2 separate regions of the Homo sapiens genome follow, and region 2 is linked to region 1. Evidence: chromatin loops called from intact Hi-C (ENCODE). Cell type or tissue: GM12878. All regions are shown on one strand. Links, peaks and the distances in the headings refer to the core of each region. The heading gives the core; the rest is flanking DNA. Region 1 overlaps HIF1AN (hypoxia inducible factor 1 subunit alpha inhibitor). Region 2 has its middle 74 kb from the start of PAX2.

Region 1 (12,194 bases), core at 2,267-10,266:
AGGTTTGTATGAGCCAGCAGCACAGTCAGAAGGCAAGAAGGAGACCCTGGGATGTGCACAAGGATGCAGGAGACGAGATTGTCACAGAGGCTGTCATGCTAGTAAGAGTCAGAGGTTACTGATGGGTAGAGATTGTCAGAGTCTGCCTTGCTAGTCTAGAGGTAGGACCATGGATTTAAGAACGTTGCCTCCAAGTTTTTGAATTGTGAATTTTTGATCATATTTGAACAAAACCCCACCTACAGTCTGCATGGTCATTGTTCTCACAAGGGTTTGTGTGATGCACTGACAAGAACAGAGGCTTTGGAGGTGACTCCTGGGTTTGAATCACCATTTGCCACTAGCTAATTCTAACCTTAGGTAAGTCAGTGTCTCTGGGTCTCAACCTCTTCCTCTGTGAGGGGTAGGAAATAGCACATAACTTGTAGCATTGTTATAAGGGCTCGTGATAATGTTTTTAAAACACCTGGCTCAAGCACTCAGGAAAATGTTTTATTATGAAGACCAAGTGTCTCTGAAAAGTGTTTCCTTAGTGTCTGGAGAGACTACAGCAGCAAGGCTTTTCTGATCCTACTCTGACTCTCAAGATAATGGTGCTTGAAGTGAAATCACAGAAGAGATGACTGGGGCAGGAAAAGCAAGATGGAAAAGATAAAGTTGTGGAAGGGACTGAAAGTCCATGAAGTGCTGGGCTGGGGACAGAAAGGGTTTAATAGGGCAGGGTCTTGAGGAACAGGAACAGAGACCTTGGTTCTGGGTTGCCATCTGATTCCCAGAAGAGTAAAGGAAATGGGGCAGGAGGATGTCTGTGGAGGACACAGTGTGGCTGAGTGGAGAGAACACAAGCTTCTGGCCAGTGAACCTAAGTGAGAATGTCAGTGGACTTTGCACAGGCTGGGTGCCTTTGGGGGTGTTCATCTCGCTATGCTTCGGTCCCCTCATTTAAAAAAATTGGTTAATAATATGATGACCTGCCAATGTGTGTGGAAATACTATGTAAACTGAGCACTATATAAATGCTGGTTGTTGAGATATTGGGAGTGGGGGTTTCGGGAGATTTTGTTTGTTTGTTTTTTTGAGATGGAGTTTTCGCTCTTGTTGCCCAGGCTGGAGTGCAGTGGCGTGATCTTGGCTCACTGCAACCTCCACCTCCTCCAGGTTCAAGCAATTCTGCCTCAGCCTCCCGAGTAGCTGGGACTCAGGCGTGCGCCACCATGCCTGGCTAATTTTGTATTTTTAGTAGAGATGGGGTTTCTCCATGTTGGTCAGGCTGGTCTCGAACTCCCGACCTCAGGTGATCTGCCTGCCTTGGCCTCCCAAAGTGCTGGGATTACAGGTGCGAGCTACCACACCTGGCCCTGGATTTCTTAATAGGTCCTCTTATGTGGCTATTGAGAATGAATGAGACAACTCATTAACTAACTAAGTTAATTCAGAACTTAGTGCCTAGTAAGTGCTCAGTAAATGTTAGTTTCTTTTCCTCCATTTCTTCTTAGGAAGCATCGTTTACCCAGCATAAACAGGAGGACTCAACTGTGCATGTCTTAGTGTGAACAAGTAACATCAGATTTCCCTTTTCTGAGGAGAGATCAGTTCTGTAAGAGGGAGCATGAGTGTGAATGGGGAAGAATCATGGAGAAGGGAGCAGGACTCCACAGTACTGGAGATGGAGTAGGGACCTCTGGGAATCGTTGGCATGGGGGTGTGGTGCAGAAAGGGTGATGCTAAGAGGTGAGAGTCTCAAGAAAGAAGATGGGTGTTCTAGAGGGGAAAGCTAAACGATGATAGGCAATGAGGAGCGGAGGACAAGACCCTGAACTAAGGGTGAGGAGGCCAGCATTCTGTCAGGAGAACCTTAGGAATTGTGACCAGAAGTCAAAGTTGTTACAGCAATCCTGCATTCAACCAGGTTTCATCTGAAAAACTTAAGAGTTGCTAGGCACAGTCGTGCACACTTGTAATCCCAACACTTTGGGAGGCTTGAGTCAGGAGGAAGCTTGAGGCCAGGAGTTTGAGATCAGCCTAGGCAGCATAGTGACACCCCATCTCTTGAAAAAACAAACACTCTTAAGAGCAGTGGTTCACCTAGAAATAAAAAGCAGAAATCATCAAGATGAGAAGACATTTTGTGTTTTGACAGCCAAGGAAATTTGCCACTGAGACAAGGTATCTGACAGCCTAGATGGGATTCTAGACTTCTGTGAGAAAGTGCAGTTAGGCCCTGAATAGCGTCAAACTCAGGGATGTGAGCTGACTGACTGCCTTTTTATGTAATGGAGGCCATGTGATAGGGCTTTATGAGGCCACAAATAGCACTTTCTGGGTCCTTTCACAGTCTAGTCAGTGGCCCAACCAACATATCTGGTTGTTCTGCAATCTCAGTCATCTGAGAAGATAACCTCCAAAATACATGCAGTGGCATCAGGTGTTTCCTTGGTAGGTGTGCATCTTTTAATGATGGAGGACTTAGGATGAAGAACAGGTGTGTTTAAAAACATCAAACCCCCACATCATTACTATTTGCTGTAAGGATCTATGCAGTTTGTATTTTAAGTCCTTGACATATGGAAGAGCATTTGTGAGAGTAACAGGTTTGCTTTGTAATGCCAACTAAAAAGTGTGTATTTATACTCGAATTTTAAGTTGAAATTTTGCTAAGTTTCTTTTTTTTTTTTTTGAGACGGAGTCTCACTCTGTTGCCCAGGCTGGAGTACAGTGGTACAATCATTGCTAAGTCTTTCTGTAGTTTTAGAACATTTAGAACAACTTAAGATTTCCTGTATTTATAAACTTAATTTATTGGAAATATAAGTACTTGATCAGGTTTTGTCTTGGTCAGATAAATTAAGTACTTAAGGAAATCAAATACATTAATCATATAAATGCCATTTAAGTGTTTAAAGGAGTTTAGTTAAATGTAAGTTGGATCAAACATTAAACTTTTTTGTTTTATAAGCAAAATAATAAGATTTGTTAGCAGAACTTAAAAGCTTAGAAAAGAGAGGATTTTGGATATGTAACTTTGAAGAGGTGAATAGTTTGCTCTTTTCTGAGACAGGGCATTGCTTTTCGACGCAGGCTGGAGTGCAGTGGGGCAAGCATGGCTCACTGCAGCCTCAACCTCCTGGACTCAAGTGATCCTCCTGCCTCAGCCTCCCATGTAGCTGGGATCACAGGCACATGCCACCACACCTGGCTAATTTTTTATTTTTTGTAGAGACAGGGGCCTCACTTCATTGCCCAGGCGGATCTCGAACACCTGGGCTCAAGCAGTCCTGCCTCAGCCTCCCAAAGTTCTGGGATTACAGGCATAAGCCACTGTGCCTGGCCTTGAATATATTTTTTAACCAAAGTAATTTATGAATATAAATTGTTTCTATATAACCCAAAGTCACTCTCATTGACATTAAGAAACTCAGAGAGTGGGTTCTAAATGTAATATTACCACACACCCAAGTCACTTAGCCTCTACAAGTACCACGTAACTAGCAGCCGTTAAAAGATGGCCACCGCTAGTCCAGTCGGCCACAGACATGGTTTTGTTTGGCCAATACAAGTTTTTGAAAGTTTTAAAAAATTGACAACATTAAAGATCAGAAACTTGACCTAAAAAGATTTCTCTCTTTGGAAAATCAGATCTGGCAGTAATGAAATCGCCTTTCCCATGTGACAGCAGTTGGCTGGAGCTGAAGAGCAACTGCCCCCTTGGCTGTGTTCCTTTCAGTTTGTCAATCTCCACTCTTCACTGTTGTACCCTAGATCTCACTCACGTGACCTGTCTGGCCCACATAGATATTTGAGGGTATGGCCCTGAACTTGAGGCACTCTGGAGTTGCTAACAACTGATGCTGGGCAGCCTAGAATAAGGGCTCAGGAAAAGTGTAGGCCCTACCTCTCTCTGTTCACATCATTCCCCCCTCCAGCCAGGCTGTCTTCCCAGCTGACCTGGCTCCAGGACTGATTCCAACCCCTATAGCAACTGTGTAAGAAGTCCCCAGGCTCAGGCTTCTCAGTGTTCACTGCTCTTGTCTGTGACCAGGCACTTTGCCTAGGCTCTGACCTCATGTCTCAGTCCTTTTGAACATTCTGGTCACCTGCCTAGTTTGACCGCAGCCTGACTTTGGTCTGTGAGGGGTCCTGGGCTCTCTGCTTTATGCAGCCACCATATCTGATCTTTGTGATGTGGTTGTGAATCTTCTGCTTCTATCTCCACCATCACTGTCCACTGCTTGGGCAATATGGTTGCTCAGCTGAGAGATTGGCAGCCCAGATTGCTAAAGGCTTAGGAGACATGAAAGGTGAGTTTGGAAGTGTTTGGATTTTCAAAAGAAGGACAGAGGCAGAAGCCAACCACAGTTTAAGGGGGCAGCTAGTAGAGAGCTTTTTAGGCAAGGGAGGCCACTGCACATTTATAGGCAGAGAAGGTGGCAGGACAGAGAATTTAAGAGAATGAGGTCTCAGAGGAGGCATAGGATGATGGGATATGAAATAGCAAAGGCACACCCAAGGTGATCCTGAAGCTCAGAAATATTAAGTCATGCAGGAGGGGGCACCATTGGAAATATAATCCCCTAAAGTTATGAGTAAACAAATGATGGTGGGGTGTGGAGGGTAGAAAGAAGGCCTAAGCTTGATGTGGGGGCCACAGCCTGGGCAAGAGAAATTTCCAGCAAAGCCTCTGACAAATTTCTGACAAAGCCTCTCATGTTATCTAGTTGTGGCAGAAGCATCTGAACCAAATGGCTAGGAAGCTTGGTGAACAGTCAGACCCAGTGAGGGTTGATTAATGGATCCATGTCAGCCTAGACTAGAGGGAAGTCTCCAGCAGTATGCCTTAGGGCTCAGTCTGGGCCTGTGTCCTCTCTGACATTTTTATTGACAACTGACCGAAGCAGCAGGCTCATCAAGTTTGCAGGTGATAGAGCTAGGAGGGGCAGTTAATACTTTGCATGAAAGAGTCAGGATTCAAAACGATTTCAACAGGCTGGAACACTGGGCTGGAACCAACAAGATTAAACTTAACAGGGATAAATGTAGAGTCCTGCACTTAGGTTAAAACAAAATCAATGACATAAGTACCGGTTGTAGGGGTTGGCCCAGCTTGACAGCAGTTCATGAAGAAAAGACCTGGGGGGTTTAGTTGACTGCAAGCTCAATATGAGTCAACTGTGTGATGTGACTGCTAAAATCCTAACACAGCCATGAATTGCATTAACCAAACGGAGCAGCCAGATCAAGGGAGGTGTTACCCCACTGCTTTCTGAGATGGTCAGGCCACCTCTGAGCACTGGGTCCAATTCTGAGGTCTTTTCCCCTGCTAAGGTCAGTGACAAATGAGAATATTTTTGATAGGAAGCCACCATGGCAGTGGGCCTGAATACTGTCCGAGACTTGCCAGTGATTCTATGGTGCTGAAATTTCTGGAATGAAGGACAGGAGTCTAGAATCTGAACCCAGGCAAAGACTTTTATCTGGAGCATATTTCTAGGATTTAGGGGAAAATTTGGGGTCTGCATTTCCTCACTTCCTATGGCTGCCCAGAGGCATTGGCCTGTGACTCTCATCCCTGGCCTTCCTGAGGTCAGGGGATTAGCGATTAGTTAGACGGGGTCTAGGGTAGAGGTCAGCCTGAGGGGGCGGCTATAAAACGAGTCATTGAGGTGGGAGGGAACCTGGAAATTGGGACCTCACGCACCATATTTCCCGCGCTCTCCCCTGGGACGTGCCGTCCCTGCTGCAGTCGCAGCGTGGCGCCCTCGCTCCACGCAGGGATCCTGAGCCAATGGCGGAAGCGGAGTGCGCGGCGAGGTCGCAGTTGCGTTTCTCGCACTCCCCACTGCGGGGAGCCCGTGGGCCCCGCACTGCAGGGAAGCTGCCGGCCCAGGTCTCCTGGGTGGCAAGAAGACGCCTGTGGTGTGGAAGAACCTCGCCCGCAGCCCAGCACGTGTAGAATCCAGATGTGGCTTCTGCTGGAGCCACGTGTTCCGGCCTGAGCGACGTCGCACGTGGCCTCCTGGCCGCAGAGCCCATGGCGCGGGGGGCCACTCTTCTGACGCAAGGGTCTGTGGGGCCGCGCAAGAGCCTGGGGCCCCCGACCTTCCGCCGACTGGCCGTGGGCTGGCCGCAGCCCAGCTCGGCTCTGTCTCGAGTTCCTTCGCTGTTCAAAGCAGAGTGGCGGCCACGTTCGGGGGCACTGGGGCGAGGGGTCGGGCGTCGGACGGGGCCCTGGGTCTGTACCGTTTCGGGCTCGCCGGAGGGGCTGCAGGCAGGGCGGGTTTCGGGTTCCACCGCCAGAATAATTCGGCAGTTCTGGATGGGGCCCAGGAATTTGTATTTGTGACCAGTTTCCCAGGTGAGTCTGAGGTCCGTGGTCCTCTGACCTCGTTTAGGGATGAGATCTAGTCCTCAGAGCCCGGGGCGGGGCTGCCGAGGACACCGGCTTGCTCTTCAGGCAGCTCTGGCCCGGGTGGCGGGAGGAGGCGGCCGGGGCTGGGATCCGGGCGCACCCTGGAAGCTCCAGATGGGCGTTGGAGACCTAGGGCGAGATGAACCGAGGACCGTCCATGTGTGTGGGTGCCGCTCAGGAGCGGGGAGGTGGGGGTGTGGGTGGACGGGCGTGTTGAGGGTGATGGATTGCTGCAGGGAGTGGACTCAGCCTACTGGGAGGAGTGGGAGAGGGGAAAGAACTGGAGGAACGGCGGAGTCCGTTGGCCTTTTCTTGGAGAGCTGGAGATGGAGGTTGGTTCTGTCCTGATGGGGGCAGGAGGACGGGTAATGGAGGCTGCCATGCTCAGTGAAGCCCCATGGGGGCAGCCATGCTTTGTGGTTTGTGGTGAGGCACTGAGCCCCAGGATACTGACTATTCCCTTTTTTGGAGAAAGAGGGGAAGAGGATGCTCCTTAAGAGCTTCTAGGGGAACGTTTCTGCCTCCAGGGGGTTTAGGTGAACTGTGTGTGTGTGTGTGTGTGTGTGTGTGTGTGTGTGTGTGTGTGTGTGTGTAGGTTAGCATATTGGAGATTTTCAAGGGAGTTCGTCTCCAGGACACTTCCCTCACCCCTACATCCACACACAGTATCTTATGATCCTCTTGGTTTCTCTTGGGCCTCAACTCCCCAAAAGGGGGGCACTCTTGTCAGCAGCTCACAAACATGTGGATATCTGCTAACTGAAGACACTCTGAAGACTTTCCCAGAGGAACGTTATAGAAGGAACCCTCAAATTCCAAATCCTTGAATATTGGAGCTGGAAGAGAACTTACAAACCATCTGATGCTGTCTTCCCCAGCTTGGTCTTGGAGAGTAGACACCTTAAGTGAAGGCCGAGCTTCGTAAGCCTCTGAGGATCCCAGTACCTGGTGTGGAGACAGGACTTGTGCATTGCCTAGAGAAGGGAGAGACACAGCAGAGTCAAGCGGTGGGTGGTGAGCTTTGATGGTGAACACCTGGGAGCTCAGAGGTGGGTAGGAGCCTATAAAAGAAGGCCCCTTGAAGGAGGGAAGCTAGAGCTGCATCTTTAAATGGGGAAAATTTATCTTTTGTGTTTTTCCCCCTGATTATGAATTTATGAAAATGAAGAAAAAATATATTGGGGCCGGGTGTGGTGGCTCACACCTGTAATCCCAGCACTTTGGGAAGCCAAGGCAGGCAGATCACTTGTGGCCAGGAGTTTGAGACCAGCCTGGCCAGCATGGTGAAACCCTGTCTCTACTGAAAATACAAAAATTAGCTAGGTGTGGTGATGCATGCCTGTAATCCCAGCTACTTGGGAGGCTGGGGCACGAGAATTGCTTGAACCCAGGAGGTGGAGGTTGCAGTGAGCCAAGATTGCGCCACTGCACTCCAGCCTGGGCAACAGAGCAAGACTCTGTCTCCAAAATATGTATATATGGATGGAACACTGTGACATGTTGGTCTTCAGGGGAGCAAAGCTACAGAGGCCTGAATTTCCTGAGGTTTGGAGGGCAGTGAAGAGATGAAGAGGACAGCTCTGACCATTGTTGGAGCACAGTGAGCTCGTAGGGCAGAGGGGTCTGGCTGCAACAGAAAGTATCTGGCAACAACAGGAGGTATGAGGCTGGAACCCAGGGGAAAGAAACAGGGTTGGGCTCAGCTTCATAGAGGTAGTGAGGATTAGGCAGATGAGAACACCCAAGGAGAAAAGGAGAGAAAAGAGGGTTTGGGCGGGGGGTGGGTAGGTGTGAACATGCCTGAGAGTCATTTCCCAGGTAAATAGGAGTGGAACTGAGGGTGGAGTTCAGTGAGAGGGAGGGAGGAAGAACGACACAGGAGGGGTGGGAACCAGGGTCACCTCTGAAGAGGGGTTTGAGTGCAGGAGACAGGAGTGAGGCCCTAGTGAAGGTCATTAGATTTGGGGATGAAGAGGTCAGCAGAATGGTAGGGGTTAGAGGGTGAGTTGGTGGAGAGGAAATGGGGGCATAGCAAGTATAAACTGCTATAGGTTATCCGTTGAGAAGTACACAGAGGACTGGAGACAGGTTGGGGTTTTGAAAAGGAAACTGCAGCAACGCTTTTTTAGCCAGGGGAAGAGGAGCAAATCTGTAGACAGAGGACATAGGAGAAGGGGCCACTGGAGAGGGGGAGATGGAAGCTACCAGAGAGAGCAGACACTTGAAGGAGCTGAGTTCCAGAGGGAAGGGGGGACAGGGCCTGCAGGAGGTTGAAGCCTCAGAGAAATGGGGAGAAGGAGGGGAAGTCATGGGGTTCAACCTGGACCCAGGTTTTGATCTCCTAAAAGTAAGAGTAAAGGTTGAGGTTGGCTTCTTCAGGTAAGGGTGGCCAGGGTGAGGCTGGGCTGGACGGACACAGAGGGAGGGGTGGAAATGCTGTTGTGAAGAATTTGTTTGGGAGTCAAAGGAGCAATCTAGGCGTGTGATGTACTGCCTGGTAGGGCGGAGGTGCAGTGCAGCTGGGCTGGGATTTGCCTTGGGTGAAGCTGATGCTGCATCTTGGGGCAGGATGGAGTAAGCAAGCCATGGTCTGACCTGATTACAAATGATAGGCTCAGTGCCAGGCTGAGGGGCCTAGGGGCCAGGACACGATGAGGACAGTGAGGGGCCTCCCTGGGGAAGGGAGGGACAACTGCCAGAGCCTGGCCCAGGAGGGCCCGATAGACGAGTATGGGCAGCCATGCAGTGTGTGGGGTCAAGAGCCTGGACCCTGGACTCAAGAGCCTGAGTTCAAATGTGAGGCATTGTCATTGTCATGATTTTTAAGTATCTGAGGTAGGCTATGAGTGGAGGGAAGGACAGGAGGAGGTACAGAAAGGGAGTGCTTGCTTCATGCCAAGGAGTGTTCTATATTCACGAGTCCTTTCTAAACCACCGCGAACTAGGTACTGTTTTATCATTTTACAAATTAGGAAATTGAGGTTCAGAGAAGGGAAGTAACTTGGCCAAGGTCACACAGCCAGTTGGTGACAGTTGGTTTTCGAAAGGCTTTTTTTCTGTTGCTTTGATAACAGTCCCTTCTGAGAAGTGGCTCCAAAGTCTGACTTTCTGCTATGCCTTTTCATCAGCTACTTACTAGGTAGGTGACCTTGGGCAAGTTACTTAATTTCTCCCTCAATTTTCTCATCTGAAAAACAGGAATAATAGTAACACTATCTCATAGGGTTGTAATGATAATGAATGAATATATGTAGAAGATTTGAAAAAAAAAACAGTGTCTAGTACATAGAAAGTGCTGCTTAAGAGGGTGCTGCCATTGCCAGCATCCTCCTCCTCCTCCTCCTTCTCCTCCTCATCATCATCACTCCTTACAGCCTCCAGCCAGAAGCTAAGGACTTACAGGCAGGTGAAAGAAAGTCCTGAGGCATATTAGTCATTTAGAGAAGGTCCCATGGGGAAAGGCAAGAGAGTAGCATCCAACCAGTGGTTCTCAACAAGGGACATTTTTGCTGTAACAGTGTCCTGGAGGAACTACTGACTTTTTTTGTGGGGGTAGGGAGAGGGAGTAATGGGGTGGGGCAGCAGGGAATTACTGACTTTTGGTGGCAGGAGCCAGGAGTGTTAAAAGTGGCCATTCATACCCAGTTGAGAGTGTGGAGAAGTTCAGCTGGAAAGGGTGCTTGGGATTTAACTCCTCAGAAGAGTTGCAGCTCCAGCTATTGGAGCAGCTGGAAAAGGTATGGAAATGAGCTTGGAGGTCTGTGAGGGGCTGGAAAGAATCAGACTTAGGAGGGGGCAAGGCTTCCTGGAGGGGAGGGTGGGGGTGAGGCAGGCTGAGGGATCTGGACAGTAAGCAGGGGCAATGGAGAGCCATGGGGTTCTGGATGAGGGACATGATGTATTTGGGGAGATCACTCATGCAGCCAGGGAAGAGGTTGGGTTAGAGAGGGATAAAAAGGGGGCCCATTTGGGGATTGGGAACAACCCCTAAGGCGGTAAAGACACCTGGGCTGGTCTGGGGTTTGGGGTTGGAGCATGCAGATAAAAGACCACACTGAGGCACATTTGAAGGAAAACTCCGTGTGAAGATGAAGGAGTGGTGAGTGGGCTGGGCTGGCCCTAGCAGGTGCATGACCTGGGAAGGAATTCTGGGAGAGATGGGCTGGTCGGGGACTCAAGGTGATCACAGTGAATTTCAGGTGATGCTGGGGAGTCTGGGAGCTGTCTAGTGAGGGGCTAGTGATGCCAGTTGGAAGTTAGGACTGAAGTACCAATTTGGGAGTCATTTTTCCACATCTATTGACACTCAATACACATATAAAATAGGGCCCCTTGGAGGGTCATTCCTATGGGGTTGCTAGTTGAATTTGAAGTCTTGCTTGCAGACGAATTTGTCATAGGAAAAAGCGGAGGGGTAAAGCACTGGAAACCTGCATCCTAAGCCTGGCTGGGCCCCTTCTGCATAGCGAGGGAGTGAGGAGAGAGCTGCTGGGAGAGTCAGCGAGAGGTTGGAGAACTAGGAGAGGGCATTGCCAGCGCTGCCGGCTGCAGGGAACAGGCCTAGGAGCTGGCAGAGTAGCAGGGTGGAAGCCAGGAACAGTGGAGCTGCTGAGGGTGAAGATGACTCAGGGGCGGGAGGAATTTGGGAGTTCAAGGAGAGTGGACCGAGCCGTGGTTCAGGAGGCAAGTTGAAGAGGGTGTGTACATGAGAACGGGGCGGTGGTGGGGTGCGGAAACACTGAGGCCTGCAGAGGGGAAGGGAGCAGGAGAAGAGCGTTTCCCTGAACTAGGGTTCACAGGGAACCACCCCCAACCTCAGCCAACCTCAGGTCCAAAGTAGTGGATTTCTCCAGGCTCTATTCTCTGACTTCCACCTCCCCGCAACACACACACTTGACCCCCAATTTGAGGCTATTTCCTCTGCCCTGGCCTCAAGGAACATGGAGAAAAATAGCCTGTGTCCTCACTCATCTGGCTCCAGGGGATTCCCTGCCTCCTCTGCCCTCAGCATTCCCTTCCCTAGGAGAAAGCTCTGCTCCCGTAAGGTGACCTGACTTTAGAGTTTTTCCTATTTGCCATCCTCAGTGCATATGGGCTTTCAAACAGTGTGTGGGCCACCCTGCATCTCCCACTTCCCCCAGTCATCATCTGCCACTGCTATTCAGGCCCAACTAGGCTTTTCTTGGCTGTTGCTTTGATCACAGTCCCTTCTGAGAAGTGGCGCCCCGACTCCCTCCCCCACCAGCTCCCTGGTCTCTTTGAGTCTGTCACCGGAGTTAGGAATCTGCATGGGATGTTGAAAACTCCTCTCCTCTAGGAATCCTCCTCCAATTGGGCTCATTCAATTCTTATTGCTCCTTTCCTCGGTTGAGTCTGCAGATATGGAGTCCACTTAGATAACTTTGCAGATAAAAAGCAGCTCGTGCTCTGCTATCTGACTGGGAACCATTTTTGCCTCTATTGCATTGTAATATTCTGTAAGGGAACTAGAGCTCACCTAGTCCAGGAGTTTCCAAGGATATTTTTAACCTTAGAACCTTCAATTCTGAATGTACACACACACACACACACACACACACACACACACACACACACATACACACAGAGAGAGAGAGAGAGAGAGAGAGAGAGAAAAGCAGAAATACGTTGGCTGAAATTTACCCTTGCTCTAACCTTTACCCATAGCAGCCCTAGACACCCCTGAGAACCCTTAGAGCTCCATGGAGCACATTCTGAAAGCCCAATTTCTTCACTTACAGATGAGAAAGGCCCAGAGAAGTGAAGGGAC
Region 2 (12,194 bases), core at 1,297-9,296, 110 kb after region 1:
AAATACAAAAAATTAGCCGGGTGTGGTGGCGGACGCCTGTAGTCCCAGCTACTCGGGAGGCTGAGGTGGGAGAATGGCGTGAACCCGGGTGGCGGAGCTTGCAGTGAGCCGAGATCACACCACTGCACTCCAGCCTGGGCGACAGAGCGAGACTCCATCTCAAAAAAAAAAAGAAAAAGAAAAAAGAGCTGTATGTAGGAAGCTGTGACTGTTACTCCTGGGCTTCTGTGTCCACAAACATCCTGGCCTGGGTGGTTGACATCTGGGGCTGGGTTTCAGGAAAGGAAAAAGAACAGGCGGATCTTGGCATTCCTACCTCAGCTCCATCTCAGAAAGTTTGGTCCTTGGGGAGCTCCTTTCTCTGAAGTGGAAAACTAGAACATCATTGGGGTGAATCCCAGGGAGGACACCCAGAATTTGCTCCTCCCTTTAACCCTTTCCTTCCCAGATGCTTTAGCCTAGCACTGTTCAATAGAAATATAACGTGAGCCACATATGCAATTCAAAATTTTATAGTGACTACATTTCCTCTTTAAAAGGTTAAAAAAAAAGGTAAAACTATTTATTTAGGCCTGGTGCAGTAGCTCATGCCTGTAATCTCAGCACTTTGGGAGGCCCAGATGGGCGGATCATGAGGTCAGGAGACTGAGACCATCCTGGCCAACATGGTGAAACCCTGTCTCTACTAAAAATACAAAAATTAGCCAGGTGTGGTGGCATGTGCCTGTAGTCCCAGCTACTCATGAGGCTGAGGCAGGATGAGGTACGAGAATCACTTGAACCCGGGAGGGAGAGGTTGCAGTGAGCTGAGATCATGTCACTGCACTCCAGCCTGGGCCACAGAGTGAGACTCTGTCTCAAACAAACAAACAAACAAAAAACCAAAAACCTATTTCTTTATTTATTCTAGAGATGGGGTCTTGCTTTGTACTCCAAGTTGGTCTTGAACTCCTGGACTAAAACAGTCCTCCTGCCTGGGCCTCCCAAAGTGCTGGGATTACAGGTATGAGCCACTGCATCCAGCCTACTTTTTAAAAACATACTTATTGGCCAGGTGCGGTGGCTCAGGCCTGTAATCCCAGCACTTTGGGAGGCTGAGGTGGGCGGATTACTTGAGGTCAGGAGTAATCCTGACCAGGCTGTGACCAGCCTGAGACCAGCCTGGCCAAAATGGTGAAACCCCGTCCCTACTAGAAATACAAAAATTAGGCAGGTGTGGTGGCGCATGTCTGTAATCCTAGTTACTCAGGAGGCTGAGACATGAGAACCACCTGAACTCAGGAGGCGGACGTTGCAGTGAGCCAAAAATGTGCCACCATACTCCAGCCTGGGCAACAGAGTGAGACTCTGTCTCAAAAAAAAAAAAAAGTCGTTATTTATGTTTTCTTTTAGAGATGGGGTCTTGCTATATTTCCCAGGCTGGAGTGCAGTAGCTATTTACAAGTGCAGTCATGGAGCACTGCAGCTTTGAACTCCTAGGCTCAAGCAATTCTGTAATTTCCCCACCTCAGCCTCCAGAGTAGCCAGTTGACCATCAAGCCAACTTTTTGTTTGTTTTTAGAGACAAGTCTTGCCCTGTTACCCAGGCTGGAGTACAGTGGCGCAATCATGGCTCACTGCAGCCTCAATCTCCTGGGCTCAAGCAATCCTCCCACCTCAGCTTCCAGAGTAGCTGGGACTACAGGCATGCACTACCACACCCAGCTAATTTTTAAAATTTGTTTTAGAGATGGGGTTTTGCTATGTTGCCCAGGCTGGTCTTGAACTCCAGGCTCAAGAAATTCTCCTGCCTGGGCCTCCCAAAGCGCTGGGATTACAGGTGTGAGCCACTGTGCCTGGCCCCAGCTTAATTTTGATAAGATATTTTATGTAAACCAATATAGCCAAGTTAATATCATCTTAACATGTAATCAATATTTTGTAAAGAATTAACATGTTTTACATTTTTCATAGTAAATCTTTACAAATTGGTGTGTATTTTTCATTTACAGCACATTTCCATTTGGATGAGCCACACTTCAAGTGCTCAATGTCACACGTGGCTAGTGGCTACCATATTGGGCAAGACAGATCTGCAGCCTGGCTTGGCTGGTTTCCCACAAGCCAGTGAAGGGTGGCGTGTGTGCTGGTGGGGGCTGGGGGAACAGGGAGCAGTGAGGGTTGGAATCACTGCACTCTTCATTCTCTCTCTACCTCAGACCCTGCCCTTGCGGAGCCTTCGGGCTCCTTTCCCCACTGATGGTCACAGCCTAGACAGGTGGATTCAATGTTGGAGTCTTCCTCGAGGAAGTTCTTCCCTTTGTGTTGCTTCTGAGGTTCCTACTGCAGGTGACAGCCAACCCTTTCTCATGAGGGCCCCCTCATCCTCTTCATCAGAGAGAATCTGGGGTGGGAGGAGAGAATCACATAGAAACTAACTGGGCAGGGCGTGGGGGGTGATGGGAGACATGACAGGCTAGAAAAGCCCCAAGTGCTGAGGAGGAGCGGGGAGGGAAGGAGGGGTGGGTGGCTTAGGAAATGACCACAGAGTAAAGGCAGCATTTCTAAAAGGTGACTTTTCAGTACCTTGTCCCCCTTATTCTTTTGAATTTTCTGTCTCCTCAGCCTCTCAGATATCTTGGGCCCATCTAGACCGCCCCCTCGTTTCCTCCCATCCCTTCATTTCCCTCCTGCTCAGCCTCTCATCACCTCCACCTCCTGGCCTCAGTCTCTCTCTGTCCATCTCTCTCCTTCCTACCCTTCACCTCCTCAGCTTACTTCCTGCTCTCAGACTTCATCCTCCACATGACCCCCCAGCCCAGGGTGATGGGGCTGGGAGGAATTTGGGGAATAGAGACCTGGAATGGGGTATGAGACCTGAGCCGGCAGCATCTCCAGGAGAGAGAAGGAGGCAGGACCCTCCCAGTCCCCTCCCATCCTCTTACCCCTCCTCCCGCCCCTCCCCCCACAGGGCTGCAGTGATTCCACAGTCTCGGGGCTTGAGGGTCTCGGGGCCCCTCGCTAATGTAAGGTTATTGTAATTGATATGAAGGTAATTGATAATGTGTTACGGTGAATAATGTCTTCAATTTTCTGCTAAATCCCATTTTTTGTAGCCATCTGGGCTCCTCCAACTGCCCCCCTGGGACGCTGGGTAATAGAGAGTAATTATTCTCAAGTCATTTACTTTTTCAAAGTGTTTAGTGCTTATCTGTTTTACAATTAAAATGGAAACGACCCTGATTCACTTCCTTTCTTTTTCATTTAAATAGCACTCACCCCCCCACACCCCCACCACACACTCTCAGTCACACACAACCACACGGGCACACAACCCTCCAACACACACACACACACACACACACACACACACACACACACACAGAGTCTTCTTGTATGCGGCAACATGTCCACATTCAAAGACTTAGAAATACATGCATATTTTCTTTGTCAGTCACACACACAGGCACACATATACAACTTTACATGCAGACAGGGACACAGCCTCAGTGACCCAGCCATACGTACCCTTTGCCATTCTCCTTTGGAGTGAGAGGATGGGGGTGGGCATGGTCAGGGTGGAGGACGGGGGAAGGAGATCTTGGATATGTGTCTGAGTGTGCAAGGTGATGTTCGAATGTGGAAGGTGAGCATCTGTGTGTACACTTGAGTGTGCTTGGCATGTAGAATTCAGAGTGTGGGTTCATATGCAGCTAAAATGTGCAAATTTAAAGCAGTCGTGTGAGAGCAAAGTCACAACTTTGCTTTTGTGTTTGAACATGAGTTATTGGTGTATGGAGTGTACGGAGCCAGTGTTCATACCCAGTAACACATAACGAAGGTCCGGGCGGTGCAGCCCCAGCTTGGACACGCCGTCCTCAGGAGGGGGCGAGAGAGGGATCCAGAGGCGCCTGGCCCAGGACCCAGAGAGCCCTCCACCTCACACGATGAAATTCAACCCATTTATATTTCAACAGAAAATGTCACAGAAAATGTCCCCTGGTGGGAGAGACGCCAGGGGAGGAGGAGTCAGGAAGTGAGAACAGCTCACACCAGCCCCTCATGCAGCCCCACCCACCCACTGGCTCCTCCAGCTGTCCTTCCTCTCCCAGGACCCTCTCTCTGACCCCCCTCACTGACCCCTCCACTGCTTGCCCCTCAAACCCTTCAAAGGACCCTCACTGAGCCCTGGTTCTGGTGTCAGGCATGGCCCTCCATGACCAGAGAGCTTCCTGCCCTGCCCTGGGCGGTTCCCCACTGGGGGTGCTCTATGGCCACAGACACCTGCATGAGTGAGGCACTGACCTATGGGAACCAAAGCACGACATCACACACCTCAGATCCTTCCACATGACCAGGCACGACTTCTCTCCACTGTCACACGGGCCCACGGGAGGACAACTGAGCCCCTGCACTTGTGAGAACACTTCAGGCTCACTGGGGTCGCCTGCAGTGGTTTAGGGACCTGCTTCCCACTGTACAGATGGAGAAACTGAGCCGCGGTGTGGGCCAGCATGGCCATGGGGCCCGAGACGCTGTGAGGCCAGCAGTGGCCTATCTGCTTTGCTGTGACACCTGCTCTGCTGTCCCCAAAATCTCCTGCTTCCAGGTCTCCATGCCTTTCACACATTCTGCTGCTGGACCAGTGATGAGGGGCATGAGACCTCCCCCTCCTGGATAGGCTGACCAGGCAAGGCCCGCTAAGGTCCAAAGAGGACCAGGCTGTGGGAGTGAGACCCTAAGCTGGTGAGCACCATTAGCAGAGCGTGCTGTGGGTTCTGGTTTTAACTTAACTTTTTAAAAATGCGGGGTGGGAGGGCTGCCATTTATGGGTGGAGGGTGCCTCTTTCTGCCTTTTTTGGTGTCTCATACTCTGGGCATCTGCCTTGGCCTCCTCCCTTCTGTCTTGGAGTCTGTTTTTCCACAGTGGTCTTTTTTTGGTTTCAATTTCTGCTTTGTCTTGTTCTATGTGTCTTTGGGCTCTCTCTATATATACACGCATGTACGTATATCTCTCTCTCTAAATTTGAGAGAGAGATAGATAGATAGGGAGATGGATATATCTATATATCTATGGATATATCCCTGTCTGTCTGTCTCTCCCCTTTCCCAGGACCCTGTCCCCCTGCTCCGAGCTGTCTGCCTGGCATCTGCCTCCCTCTCTGCCTCTGGTGCCCCTATCAGTGTCTCTCACTCTGTCCCTGTCTCTCCCTCCGTCTTTGTCTCTGCCTCTGTCCCTGTCCTGTGGCTCCCTCTGTCCCTGTCTCTCCCTCTGTCCCTGTCCTGTGTCTCCCTCTGTCCCTGTCTCTCCCTCTGTCCCTGTCGCTCCCTCTGTCCCTGTCGCTCCCTCTGTCCCTGTCCCGTCTCTCCCTCTGTCCCTGTCCCTGTCTCTGTCTCTGCCTCTGTCCCTGTCCCTGACTCTCCTTAGGCCCCTCCCTGACTCAGGCCCCTCACACCTTCCGAAAAGTAAACATTTAATTTTTTTTTTTTTGCTGTTAATAGATTTAATGTTCATTTGTTGGTAGCCCAGGGGCAGAAACGCGTGACATTTCAAATAATTGTTGTTTCAGGGGTATCCTCTGGAGGGAAATGCGGCAAAAGTGTGGAGAAGATTTAAGCAAATGACTGTGTCAGCTTCTATTTACTCCTGACAGGATCGCCGGGGGCACGGCTGCGAGATAACCATTAGCGCAGCCGCCGATAAAGCGGGGAGGCTGCATTTCCAAAGGCTCCGCGGCCATTACGGGAAAGTTAGTGTGAAACATGTTAAATTATCCCCAAAGTGGAGGGAGCGGGGGAGGCGGCGGGGGAGCGGGCGCCCGAGAGAGCCACGAGACCCGCCGCCTCCGCCGGGGCCGGGTGACTGCGCCGTGCCCGACACGCCGACGTCCACCAGGGGGCGGCCGCGTGCGGCCCGAGCCTCGGTCTGCGGGTCCGGAGGATGGGCTGGCGGCCCGAGCCTTCCTCGCACCTGCGGGCGCGGACCCACCCGAGGCCGCCGGCTCCGGCTCCGGCTCCCTGCCTGGCCCCTCTGCCCAGCAGGAGCAGCCCGGCACCCCCGGAGAGCGATAGAGAGGCGGGGGCCTGGGTGGGGTCGCCAAGATCAGCCCCATGGGGTCACAAGAAAAGGCCTCATTGTGAGGCTCTAGCTGAGGCTTGGGACAGTTCAGCCTCAGCTCTTTTAGAGCCTCTGCCTTGAAGACCCAGCTCAGGTCTCGGCGCGGTGGCTCACACGTGTAATCCCAGTACTTTGGAAGGCGGAGACGGTGGATCACCTGAGCCAGGAGTTCGAGACAAGTCTGGGCAACATAGCAAGATCTCGTCTCCAAAATTAAAAAAAAAATTTTTAATTTAAAAATCCACCTCAGGTGTGTGCAGGTAACACCTATATGTGCCAGTGCCCAGGTTTGTGCAACATCCTGAGACGTGAGTTCACCTCTCAGCTCTGCCTTAATTAATTGGGTGGCCCTGGGCAAGTCCTCTGGGCCTCAGTTTCCCCATTTGCAAAGTAGAAATAATATATCTGCCCCACATACCTCACTCCCTGAGGATTAGTTGAAGTAATGAGACTATGTAAAAGTGATCTGAGAAACCATGCAATGCAATACAAGTGACAAGTACTGTTATTAAGTGTTAGTTATTATTAACATTCTGCTGAGTCCACAGGGAATACCTGTGCACAAAGGCCACAGGTGGGTGCACCAGTGCATGGGAAATAGGATCCCGATCACAGCTCTCTCCGAGGTCGGGGGTCGTTTTTCCCACCCCTCCTAGTTTTGCTCCCGTTAAGCCACACTTCTGGTAAATTAATATCTATGGGCTAGCATGACAGAGGAAACAGTGTTCCAGGCTAGCCCCTGCAAAAGCATGCCTATAGCATGCCTGGACCAGAACAGAGCAATATTGGCTGAGAACACTGTCTAGGGAATCTCTAGAGGGACCATGTGAGGCAGGAGAGAGGAAGAAGGGGAAGAGGAGAACACCTCTCCCCTTTGTGGTAATGGTATCTCCAGACAGACATCAGACTAATTTTCTTTCTTTCTTTCTTTCTCTTTCTTTCTTTCTTTTCTTTCTTCTTTCTTCTTTCTTCCTTCCTTCCTTCCTTCCTTCCTTCCTTCCTTCCTTTCTTTCTTCCTTTCTTTCTCTCTCTTTCTCTCTGTCTCTCTTTTCCTCTCTTCTTTCTTTCTCTCTCTCTTTCTTTCTTTCTTTCTTTCTTTCTCCTTCTTTTTTTTTCTGATGGAGTTTCTCTCTTGTTGCCCAGTCTGGGTGCAATGGGAGCGATCTCAGCTCACGGCAACCTCCACCTCCCGGGTTCAAGCGATTCTCCTGCCTCAGCCTCCCGAGTGGCTGGGATTATAGGCATGCACCACCATGTCCAGCTAATTTTGTATTTTTAGTAGAGACGGGGTTTCTCCATGTTGGTCAGGTTTGTCTCGAACTCCCAACCTCAGGTGATCCACCTACCTCGGTCTCCCAAAGTACTGGGATTACAGGCAGGAGCCATCATGCCTGGCCCCTTTCTTTCTTAAAAAAGGAGGAGGGATGCCCTAAATATATTGAGATTGTGGCATCACTTACATTATATTTTAGCCCCTGACACCCATGAAATCCATTAGCAAGTCAGTGCCTTGAAGAGTGGCCATTTTTATCACATATTCATCCATTTTCAATACATTTTCAGATTTCCAGGAGCTCTGAAGTTCCCCTAAATTCGCCCAACATTTTTGAACCTCTCCCACAGGTCAGACCTACTGCAGGCAAAGGGAGATTGAGACTACCAGGCTACCCTTGCCTTCCCGGAGTTCACTGTTGAGGAGGGGGCTGATGTCTCCAAATGATGGCAGTTCCTGGTGAGTGCTGAAACAGAAGCACATACAGTGCTGTCTATTCAACAGGGGAGTGGAGAGTGACTTCCTGAGGATGTCTGGGCATTTGGGAGGTGGCATTTGAGCTGGAGGCTTGAAGGATGGGGCAGAGTTTTTACTAGGTGGTAGAAATGAACTACCAAATAATAATAATAATCCATGTGTACTCCCCCCTCCAAAACAACAAAAGCAACAAAAGCGATAGTAATGGCACTTAATCTGTGGCAGGCACTGTGGCAGGCACTTTGCACTAATTGCTACATTTGATTTGTTATTACAACCATGTGGGACAAATACTATTATGTACCTCACTTCATAGATAGGAAACTAAGGCTCTAAGAGACCCAGTAACTTGCCTGAGGCCACACAACCATCTAGCATTGAGATTAAATGAAGTTGAATGCCTCTCTCCCCTCCACCCCCCCATTCCAAGACCAACTTTGACAAAAGGCTGAATTTGCCTTTCACAAAGGTCATGCACCCCCTCTTCAACAACTCCATGTTCATTCAACTGTTCCCTGCATGTCTACTAGGTGTCACACATTGGGCTGGCGCTAGGGGTACAAAAATAAGATGTAGACCCCTATCCTCAGGGAATAGTCCAGTCTAGTAAGGAAGACCTACACTAGTTAATCAACCACATAACAAGGTGCAAAATGCAAGTCTGAGAAGCCCGAGATTGTGGCCATAGACATGAAGGTCAGTGGCAGGTACAACTTACAAATTTGGGGGAGACAGAAACAGTCAGATCATAGTAACAACCATCCTTGAAGAACGTCTCCTTTGCAGGGATAGGGGACAGGCACCTTCCAGGAGACAGATTCAGGTTCTTTTCCTTTTCCTTTATTTTTTGAGATAAGGTCTCGCTCTGTCACCCAGGCTGGAGTGCAGTGGCATGATCTTGACTCACTGCAACCTCCGCCTCCCAGGCTCAAGGGATCCTCCCACCTCAGCTTCCTGAATAGCTGGGGCTATAGACACACACTACCATGACCAGCTAACTTTTCTATTTTTTGTAGAGATGAGGTTTCGCCATGTCACCCAGGCTAGTCACGAACTCCTGGACTCAAGCAATGCACCAGCCTCGGCCTCCCAAAGTGCTGGGATTACAGGCATGAGCCACCTCGCCTGACCTGGGCTCTTGTCTTAAGAAAGAACTTTCTAATCATTACAGCTGCCTGAAACAGAAGAGACCTATTTCAAGACAGAGTGAGTTTCCTGCCCTGGAGGCATTCAAGTAGAGGCTAAAGCCCCCCAAAATGGGACTAGTGTGGGGAACAATGAAATCCTTGGCTTCTAGGATCACTTACAGACCCAAGGTTTTAAGGAGTGTGTCCCCAGAGGAGAATGATTTCAGGCACTTTCAGGAGGATTATTTTCACCAAGAAAGTAAAAAATGATTCAGGCTGCACACAGGGAACCTTTCTTATGGACATAGGGGCACCAAGGACAGAAGCAGGCCTAGGTTTTCCTCCCCACAGGGTGTCTCTGAAGCCACCCCAGTCTTGCCCAGCTGCCCCCCTCCCCTATGTCCAAGCCCACAGGTTCTCTAGGTGACCCCCATCTTCTCACTCTGGTTCCAAAAAATGAACACAGATCATTTGAACACAGGCAAGGGGCAGGGCAGGAGGAAGAGGACACAGTTTGCAGTTGTAGGGCATTTGGGATGCTACCATCAAGGTCACTGTGACTCCCAACACCTTTGCTGTGGAGGTGTAATCCTGGGCAGTTCCTAAGGAGCCACTCCCTTGTTCATTGCTGTGCTGTCTGTGCCAAGCAGAGACTGGCACAGAGAAGGCACAGCATGCAGAAAGCAGCTTTCTTTCTTTCTATTTTTAAAAAAAGACAGCCAGGCATGGTGACTCACATCTGTAATCCCAGCACTTTGGGAGGCCAAGGCAGGTGGATCACCTGAGGTCAGGAGTTCGAGACCAGCCTGACCAACATGGAGAAACCCCGTCTCTACTAAAAATACAAAAATTAGCTGGGCATGGTGGCGCATGCCTGTAATCCCAGCTACTCAGGAGGCTGAGGCAGGAGAATCTCTTGAACCCGGGAGGCGGAGGTTGCAGTGAGCCGAGATTGCGCCATTGCACTCCAGACTGGGCAACAAGAGCAAAACTCCATCCCCCCAAAAAAAAAAAAAAAAAAAAAAAAAAAGAGAGACACATCATCACTGTACAAATTGTAAACTATATAGAAAATATAAAGAAAGCCAGAAATAAAGCCCACTGGAGTCACAGAACCACTGTTGCTATTTTAGTGACCATCCTACCAGAAACATCTTTCTGCCTTTAAATAAACATATATATAGGTGTGCAATACAAACACACTAACATTGTATGTTCTGTTCCATAATCTACCATTTTAATCAATAATACAGCATGAACACCATTCTGTTTCAATAAAGAGAGCTATATGATTGTTTTAGTAGTTGCATTATAGTCCATTGCATTATGTACTGAGCCAGTCTTCTGTTGACAAACATCTAGGTTGTTCTCAGTTTTGCACTTTTAAAAAAAAATTTTTTGAGATGGAGTCTTGCTCTGTTGCCCAGGCTGGAGTGCAATGGCACAATCTCGGCTCACTGCGATGTCCACCTTCCAGGTTCAAGCAATTCTCATGCCTCGGCCTCCTAAGTAGCTGGGATTATAGGTGTGCACAACCACGACAGGTGAATTTTTGTATTTTTAGTAGAGATGAGGGTTCACCATGCTGCCCAGGCTGGTCTTGAACTCCTGATCTCAGGTGATCCACCCGCCTCAACCTCCCAAAATGCTGGGATTACAGGTGTGAGCCACCATGCCCAGACAGTTTTGCACTATTTAAAACACCCTGAGATGAATGTATTTGCAGACAGATCTTTTTGCACTTGTACAATTATCTCCTTAGGGTAAATTCTTAGAAATGGAATTATTGGATTCAGGCTGGACACAAGGAACCTTTCTTAAGGACACAGGGGCACCGAGGATATTTTATATTTGGGCACACACTGTCAAACTGCCTTTTCCAAAGGTTGTACCTCTGTATATTCCTATCCAAAGAGGTTATTATTAGTCCTTTATCCTTTGCTTAAATCAAGCTTGTCCAACCCATGGCCCGTGGGCCGCATGCAGCCCAAGATGGCTTTGAATATGCCCCAACACAACTTTGTAGGCTTTCTTAAAACATTTTATATATATATATACACACACATATATATACACACACACACACATATATATACACACAGATATATATACACACACACACACACACACACACATATATATTTATATTTAGCTCATCAGCTATAGCTAGTGTTAGTGTATTTTATGTGTGGCCTGAGACAATTCTTCTTCCAGTGTGGCCCAGGGAAGCCAAAAGATTGAACACCCGGGGCTTAAATGAATGAGCACTTTCTTGAAAGACAAAACAACAACAAAAACTTTGATTCAGACCAGTTTCCTGCCTTTATCTCTCTCTCTCTCTCTCTCTCTCTGTGTGTGTGTGTGTGTGTGTGTGTGTGTGTGTGTGTGTGTGGACACATCTGTGATTATGAAGGTCTAGGTAAGCCTTGTTTCCTAGTATAATTGTATATCTGTCTGTGTTCTCTGTATAATCATAAATCTCTACCTAGTAAGCTGAAGTCCTGAATGAATATTCTTAAGAAAGGGTTATATTCCCACCTCAGTGCGGGGATGAGGTCTGTTTCAGCCTCTCCAGCCCCAAGGATATTCTCCCATTGTCAGTCTTGCCACTATCTCTGAAGTCTCCCGGCCAAGGCTGTTAGGGAGAGGATAGAAAGGGAAGCTACACTGGGTTTGCCCACAGTGGGACCTCAAGTGTTAACTTCGATTTTCCTCAAAAGGTGTCCCTGGACTGGGTGCAGTGGCTCATGCCTGTGGTCCCATCACTTTGGGAGGCCAGGGTGGGTGGATCACCTGAGGTCAGGAGTTCGAGACCAGCCTGGCCAACATGGTGAAACCCCGTCTCTACTAAAAATACAAAAATTAGCCAGGCATGGTGGCATGCGCCTGTAATCCCAGCTACTCGGGAGGCCGAGGCAGGAGAATTGCTTGAACCTGGGAGGTAGAGGTTGCAGTGAGTTCAGTTGGAGTGCCACTGCACTCCAGCCTGGGCAACAGAGAGAGACTTCGTCTCAAAAAAAAAAAAAAAAAGTGCACCTGATACCGTGGCTGAGGGGCATAGAACCATGGTGGAAACAGTGCACTACAAGTCACTCTAGAGGCCCCCACAAGGGGAGGAAAGCGGTGAGGGTAAAATGTCTAAGGTTCTTCCTGCCTGGGGGGCCTGCTCTGCAGAACCCTCCCCTACTCTGCTCTCTCTGTCAGTATCCCTCACACATGT

What was found. A loop is a pair of places that touch in the nucleus more often than their neighbours do. Peaks named below come from ENCODE experiments on the same cell type or tissue, not always from the same donor. Only the 100,000 strongest peaks of a DNase experiment are listed, where the experiment ranks them.
Region 2: a loop joins it to region 1, with 2.7 times the contacts of the local background. A loop is called at or near these places in 2 of 110 quality-filtered maps.

Annotation. Positions count from the first base shown.
Region 1 is chr10:100,556,386-100,568,579 of GRCh38, forward strand. HIF1AN (hypoxia inducible factor 1 subunit alpha inhibitor) reads left to right here. Exons shown (of 8, transcript NM_017902.3): 8 at 1-3,613. Among named protein-coding and RNA genes, the nearest start is that of HIF1AN, 27 kb to the left of the region's middle. RefSeq lists enhancers at 5,524-6,162, 5,921-6,000, 6,111-6,160, 6,163-6,800. In GM12878, for the core only: CTCF peaks have their summits at 5,765 and 6,781; a DNase peak (open chromatin) is centred at 5,806.
Region 2 is chr10:100,665,305-100,677,498 of GRCh38, forward strand. No RefSeq gene overlaps it. Among named protein-coding and RNA genes, the nearest start is that of PAX2, 74 kb to the right of the region's middle. RefSeq lists a silencer at 5,787-5,966. In GM12878, for the core only: a CTCF peak has its summit at 5,872 (motif pointing right); no DNase peak of the experiment used is centred there; H3K27me3 peaks cover 694 bases.